3 separate regions of the Homo sapiens genome follow, and regions 2 and 3 are each linked to region 1. Evidence: chromatin loops called from intact Hi-C (ENCODE). Cell type or tissue: endothelial cell of umbilical vein. All regions are shown on one strand.

The links. Hi-C counts contacts between places; a loop is a spot of excess contacts. Peaks named below come from ENCODE experiments on the same cell type or tissue, not always from the same donor. Only the 100,000 strongest peaks of a DNase experiment are listed, where the experiment ranks them.
Region 2: a loop joins it to region 1, with 2.1 times the contacts of the local background. A loop is called at or near these places in 8 of 110 quality-filtered maps.
Region 3: it touches region 1 in a loop (3.0-fold over the local background); 18 of 110 quality-filtered maps call a loop at or near these places.

The regions. Positions count from the first base shown.
Region 1 is chr12:90,697,406-90,699,905 of GRCh38, forward strand. No RefSeq gene overlaps it. Among named protein-coding and RNA genes, the nearest start is that of LINC02822, 110 kb to the left of the region's middle. In endothelial cell of umbilical vein, no CTCF peak of the experiment used is centred here; DNase peaks (open chromatin) are centred at 1,316 and 2,236.
Region 2 is chr12:90,908,228-90,910,727 of GRCh38, forward strand. No RefSeq gene overlaps it. Among named protein-coding and RNA genes, the nearest start is that of LINC00615, 8.5 kb to the right of the region's middle. In endothelial cell of umbilical vein, a CTCF peak has its summit at 1,037 (motif pointing left); DNase peaks (open chromatin) are centred at 424 and 1,014.
Region 3 is chr12:90,853,239-90,855,738 of GRCh38, forward strand. No RefSeq gene overlaps it. Among named protein-coding and RNA genes, the nearest start is that of LINC00615, 64 kb to the right of the region's middle. In endothelial cell of umbilical vein, a CTCF peak has its summit at 989; a DNase peak (open chromatin) is centred at 1,003.

The DNA.
Region 1 (2,500 bases):
TATAATAATAATAAAATAAAAAAATAAAAATAATAAAATAAAAATAAAAAAATCCTATAGCCCACTAGAACTCGTCATTGGATAAAGAAACTGGAGTTTACAAATCCGGGTAGTGATTTTTTTAAATGAGCATGTAATACTATTGTTGTTATATTACAAATCCAAAATATCAAAATATATATGGAGTTCTTGACCTCATGCTAGGTCTTCCAATCAATTTAAGAACTCTCAGAACCATGGATATAATAGGCCTATCACATTTCTATAGAGTAATTATTAAAACTATTAATAATTTTAGATACCAAAATCACGTTTTAAATTATTTTAATAAAGTTTTCAACAAATTTGAGAATATTGAGTCCAACAATGCTATTTTTTCAAACACACCAAAAATATAAACTTCCTAATAAGTTAAATCTGTTTTTTTCTCACATAGTATGTGCTGTCAAAATAATAAAATATGAAAATAAACAAAGAAAAAATAGAACTTTGTGACAAATTATTCATGTTTTGACTAATTCTGCTCTGGAATGACTCCATATTGAAAAAGCAAATAGCAAATACCTAAAGTTGAAAATCAGCATGAATATGTGATGCAATAAATCAATACTTATGAAATAAGGGAGATGCAATTTTTTTATTTGCATAAGCAGTATTTGGCAAAAAAAACCTCAGTTCTCTCAGTCCTGATAGTTTGATCCCAAAGTTATAATTAATAAACCAGTATTTTCATCTAAAAATTACAAAGTCTAGAAGCAAACAGATTTACATGAATGCATATTCCAAAGTGCTATTCTAAATTATCAGTTTTTTTTTCTGTTATACAATCCAATATGCTACTGAAAACAAAACATGAGATATAGCTGATTGAAAAAAAATCATCTTTCTTTTTTTTGGCAACAGACTTTATTCTTGAATCTTAAAGACTTAGGAAAGAAGAAAATGAGGCAAATAAATGAGGTTATATGTCAAGATTTTTTCTCAGAACTGCAAAGTCCCTACAGAATAACTGGACACCTAAACATAATAGTATCACCACTAACATCTTTATTAAAACTGAATGGCATTCTGTTATTCTGAAAAATGGGATACTACCAAAATTCAATTCTATCTGCTATACTAAACAGAGAAACCATTTATAAGATATAACGAAACAAGAATCTCTTTAAAAATACATGAAGGACAAATGTGTTTTCCTTATGAGCTTCACAAATTTGATGCACATTCTAATTTCTTTCTCTTGTAGCTTCCAGGGTTCCATTGATCTTGTGGCGTGGGAGGACTGTTTCGGTGTAAGTCTATTACCAGGAGCTATATGACAACATTAATTAAGTTGTGTTTTGGGAAAATGAAAGCAAGCAAGATGCACATTTGCCTTTCTGCCAATAAACACTTAAGTACAGCAATGTGCAGGAATTCCTGGCACATTAATCAACTTGATCTTTTTCCTTCTTCTTTTGTTGTATCTTTCCTTTCTTTTTGACTTTCTTCCTTCCTTTCTTCTTTAATTTTTAGTGATAGTTTGTACTTTTATAATACAATTGATAGAAGGAAGAGCTATTCAACATGAATGCCCTACAATCTCACATTTACAGAGGAGTTTAAGGAAGAATACATGCAATAAAATTGGGCTTCAGGAGCCACTGGGGCCTATGAACAGCTATCCTTAATAATTTGTCTTTGTTCTACATATGTGGTATTTTGTTTGTGTTTTGTTGGGAGGAAAAAAGCTGTTCTTCACATACACCACTGTTATTATATGAAAGATTATTTAGAGCCACTATTCTGAGAAGGTGATCTCTCATTCCATGATTGGCTGTCTGTCTTCTATTCTCACCCTTATTCCAAATGAGCTTTAACTTCATTTTATAAGTTGCCTTTCTTCAGTAACATCTCTCACAATGATTTTTTTTAATCAGTAAGTTCACAGGATTTTAGGAAACTGTATCTGTGCAATAGGTACAAAGAGTTAGGTCTAAACTCTTTTCATGTGCTGGCTAAGTCCTCAGCAACCTCTCCAATCTTTTGTCCAGCCCTTCCTCCACACCAAACTGTTTATAGGCTGTGCTGTTTCCCTGTGATATTCGTTTTGATTTATTGTTCTCTTCACCACCTTCCATCCCCAACTTTTTTAAGGATTCTCACTTATTTTCAAGATCCATCACAGGTATTTCCCTTTCTCAGCCATCTTAGCCTCTCTCAAGTGAACTAAAGTTTCCTTTTATATTTTTGCCATTATATTTTGTTAATGTCAGCATCACAGGACCTGTCACATTTTATTTTTTCAATTATTTATGTATGGCCTCTGGTTGCACTGTAAGTTCCATGAATATAGGAGCTGTTTCCTGTTCATTCATTTTTTACAGTAGTGTTTATTATGCTTTTTATGGCTCTTACCAAAGAATACATATAACAAATTATCTTCCTATATTTCCTTTCACCTCCCCTTCCCAGAACTATCAAAGTGAATAACAGATATGTGTTGTCACATGATTATCAA
Region 2 (2,500 bases), 210 kb after region 1:
AGGAAAGAGAAAACTTGTAGAGAATGTTCCAAGAAGGATTAAATAGTTCTTTAAAATATATTTTTTAAAACTTGAGGTTTTTTAAAAATCAAAATTGATTGAGAATGCATATGCTGCTACATAAAGATCTGTACATATTATAAGTGAAAAACTACAAATAGCTTATCATGGGGATCACTTGTTCTCTCCTCCCTCAGGTCCTGCCTGCTTTTCTCTGCACGTCAGCTTTCTCATTATTTTCTGCTCTGTCATAACTTCAGTTTTTCTATGGCTTCTTTAGGCCTTTTCTCTAAGTCATATCTTTTCACTTTAAACTCCCAATGTTAAGTAGAAGACATTTAATGTTTTTGTTATTACAAATGCAATCTCATAGAAGCAAGAATCTGACAGGCCTGAGTCATCTTTTCAAGTCAGTTCACAGAGGTCACTGTTGCCTGGTCAGCCCATAGTGAAGGAACCATTTGTTACATAATTACAGTTTAGGCAGCCAGGGCTGTCACAGACTCACTTACTTTCAGAAGTGAGTGTGGTCAGAGATGGTGTTTCAGCCCATATCTATGCAGCACACTGGCCAAAGTTTTATATGATGTTCTCAGAACCCTTTGATAGTATATATATGTAGATAGATAGATAGACACATATATATACTATCTATACAATATATATAGTCTATTATATATATAGCCTCTTTATATAGAATATATATTTATATAATATATAATATATAAATATATATAATATATATTTTATATGTATATACACACACACACACTCAGGCCATCCATACCTTTATTTATTCATACACTGGACATTGCAGGTAGAAAAATCCATTGACTATATCTTACAAATAAATTATTTCTCCAAATTGAGGAAGGTTTATACTGCATCTGCTCCGTACTCCCTACCATCCTCCACACCTTTTCTGAAACCCTTTCTAGAATAAGCCTCTGATTAAAGCAGCCTCAACGTCCCATGGCTATCCACATGGATACCAAGCAATTTTCTTTAGGAAGATTCAGGTCTCACTGCCCTCTAGTGGGAGTGGAACATGCAGCAGTTTTGCTGCTAATAATAGGGGTTGAAGTTTGGATAAATGGGATACACTTTATTGCTCACAAAGAACCACGTGAGAAAAAAGAAAGAAGAGGGCTTTCGTATGGAAGCATAAAAAGGCATTGTGTATAGAAAATCCACAACACTCTGGGAAGAAAGGAAGAACAAGGAGAAAAGCCCACACGCCAGGCAGGAGCCACAAGCTTAGAGAACAAACTCGAGTGAAGATGAAGTACAGCAGGTATCAGGCAATGAAGAGTTATCTGGATGCCCAGGAGCTGTGTGGGAGCAAAGTTCTCATTAGAGGACTGCCTTATCATCACGTGAATAGGGATGTCAAACTCAGCAGTCACTCATTTTCAGTATTTTCAGACTTCAAACCACCTGCATTCAGGTATGAGTCAGATATAATGTCAAATTCATGCCACCTTTGATTTTCCCTTGGGATACTTCCCTGCAGTATCACCTCAGGTCTACCAATACCTGGAACATAATTAAATGCTTCTCAAAAGCTGGCTTCATGAGCTGTAAGATCAACAGGGACCTCTAGACCATATATACATATATATTTAAGATGACCATACTGCCCAAAGCAATCTATAAATTCAATACAATTGTTATCAAAATACCAATTTTATTTATTACAGAACTAGAAAAAGCTATTTTTAAATTAACACGGAACCAAAAAAGAGCCCAAATAGCCAAAGCAATTCTTAGCAAAAAGAACAAAGCTGGAGACATCACATTATCTGAATTCAAATTATGCCACAAAGTTCTAGTAATCAAAACAACATAGTACTGATATAAAAATAGACACATAGATCAGTGGAACAGAATAGAGAACCCAGAAATAAAACCACGTATGTGTTACCCACTGATCTTTGACAGAGCTGACAAAAACATGCACTGAAGAATGGACACCCTATTCAATAAATGGTCCTGGGAAAATTGAATTGACATATGCAGAGGAATAAAACTGGGCCTTTCTCTCACACAACATATACAAAAATTAACCCAAGATGGATTAAAAAGTTAAATGTAAGACTAAAACCTGTCTAAGTACTAGAAGAAACTCTAGTTTCTATGAGAAACTCTTCTGCACATTGGTCTAGGTAAATAATTCACAACTAAGACCTCAAAAACACAAGCAACAAAAATAGACAAAAGTGACTTAATTAAACTAAAAAGCTTCTGCACAGCAAACAAAATAACAGAGGGAACAAACAACCTTCAGAAAGGGAGAAAATATTTGCAAACTATGCATTCAACAGAACACGAATATCCATAATTTATAAGGAAATCTACCCAATGACAACAAAAAACAACTCTGTTAAAAAGCAGGTAAAGAACATGAGCAGACATTCAAAAGAAAACATACAAAGATCCAACAAGCATATACAAAAAAATTCTCAACATTAGTAATCATCAGATAAATGCAAATTAAAAC
Region 3 (2,500 bases), 160 kb after region 1:
ATATATATATATATATATATATACTCATTCATTCATTTTAAGCATGCTTGCAAGTCAGGGCACCACATTGTCATCATATGCCAATCATTGTATAATTACTTGATCCAAATGTCCAGTTGAAAATCAAACCAAGTAAGGTTTGATAAAACCCAGAAAGTAATCTAAGTCTTTTATATTGGGGTCATCGCTGACACATTTATTGCACTCAAGAAATATGATGTTCTCTAACATTATAAAAAAGGATTTTGAACAAAGTTAACATTGAAAACTTCATAGCCTATTATTTCTGTCATCTCTATATATTATCATTCATAAAAATTAGTCTCTGAAAGCAGAAATTCTATTGTCTTATGCTTTACATAACAGACTATTATTATCTGAAATTAGAAATAGTCTAGTAATAAATATATGAAGACATTTGCTACTGATTGCTTTGGGCAGACGTTTTGCTTGAGATATATTGATATTTGTCTTTATAAAGTTTAACTTCTGTACATTCCAAAACCACTACATTACCATGATGTTCTCATTTATGAGCTATCTCATGGAAAGTATTCCATTTTTTGCAATGAAAGAAATGAGATGCCTTTCTCCAATCATTGTTACATTGTGCAGGTTTTTATATTTTCCTTTTTCAGCTTCCCACATCGCATGTCATTATAACAACTACATTATAAACTAAAACAAGTGATTATATTGGAAAATAATGGGGCTTGGGAAGGAATAGTCTTCCATGCAATAATTTTTTCTCTGCAGAATAAAATATTCTAATTTGCTCCCGACTCAGTGCTTGAAATAATGGACATGATGTTTTCTAAAATTAAAAACAGTAAAGTGACAAGAAAAAAGAAATTTAGAATATCATTTTAAATAATAAAACAGTCAATACTGCAAAAAGATAAACGATGCAAAGTAAACTCAAATGTTTGGAGACTGCATCGCCCAGACCCATCACCATTTACCAAATAAGGTGTGTTCCACTGGCCCTCTAGTGGTGACGTGTTAGAATCATAGATTCTTCCACTCGAAGGGTAAAAAAAGCTGTCTTCTTTCAGAAGTACTAAAGTGAAACATGTTCCTGTAAATGCCATATTCTAGGAATGTATTTTTAAATCTCCGTGTGGGATGTAAGTAGAAAAATTTTCCTCAGCCAATGTGGGGTTTCTTCTTGTACCCCTCAATAAAAGCTATGTCAAGTGAAGATGACAAATTGGGATACCACATGGTACATCATAATAACCCAGTACTTTTGCCACATTAAGTTTTGCAAAAGGTTGCAAATGAGTCATAGCACAAAGTTCTGCAAGCCCTGCAACATCTCCCTCCATTGCACCTTAATTCTTTTCAGCAAGCCCCGTCTTACTGGAGCCCTGGCATTTTCTTTAAAAGGGAGTGCCCCATTGTTATAATGTTTCTATGACGGACAGAAATTACTCTGCGGTTTCAGACTGAAGAGCAAGTGCAGTTACCTCCTGCATTGCCATCCTCTTAGCAAAGCTTTCTGATGTTTCTGGACAGATAATCCTCCTGAGGAAACCCCCTCAATAATGAAGGTATTACAAATAATACATGTTATACCATCCACTAGACCTTATTTGGTTCTTGGCCATAACGAACAGTGGTCTTTAGGAGGATGTCACAGCTCCCCGGCACTAAAGTGTGTCTAGGACTCATTTTCATAACTTAATGCACAAATATCCAAAAAGGAATCAGCAGCTGTCTCTCCTCGAGTTTCTTTTACCTTCCTTTCTTTTTTTTTCCTTTTTCTTTTCTTTTCTTTTCTTTATTTATTTATTTATTTTTGAAATAGGGTCTAGCTCTGCTGCTCAGGCTACGGTGCAGTGGTGCAACCATGACTCACTGCAACTTCAAACTCCCTGGTCCAAGGGATACTCCCACCTCAGCCTCCCAAGTAGCCTGGACTACAGGCACATGTCACCATACCTGGCTAATTAAAAAAAAAAAAAAAAAAAAAAAACTTGTAGAGATGGGATCTCCCTATGTTGCCCAGGCTGGTCTTGGACTCCTGGGCTCAAATGATCCTCCTGCCTTGGCCTCCCAAAGTGCCGGGACCACAGCCATGAGCCACTGCACCTACAGCCCCACCCATCTAAAAAACAAAACAAAACAAAATCAAAACTTTTCTACAGTACAAGAATTCTATGTTTATGTAATAATTGAAAATAATATTTTATCAATACAACTTCTGACTAAAGTATGGTTGCAGAGCTCTGGGATTAGTGCTGTGTACGAGGAATGGGAAATTAGACAGTATGTGTGCTTATTCACTCCACAATATTCTGTTGCAAAAACCATGGCAGTTAGTGGGGACAGCGTTGACTCAAAATGAACAAGTTAGTTGGAAGGAAGGAAGGAAGGAAGGAAGGAAGGAAGGAAGGAAGGAAGGAAGGAAGGAAGGAAGGAGAGGGAAAGGAAAGGGAGAAAAAGGAGACAGACAACAAAAAAGAAGGAAGGAGGGAGAAAGAAAAGAGTCAATGTG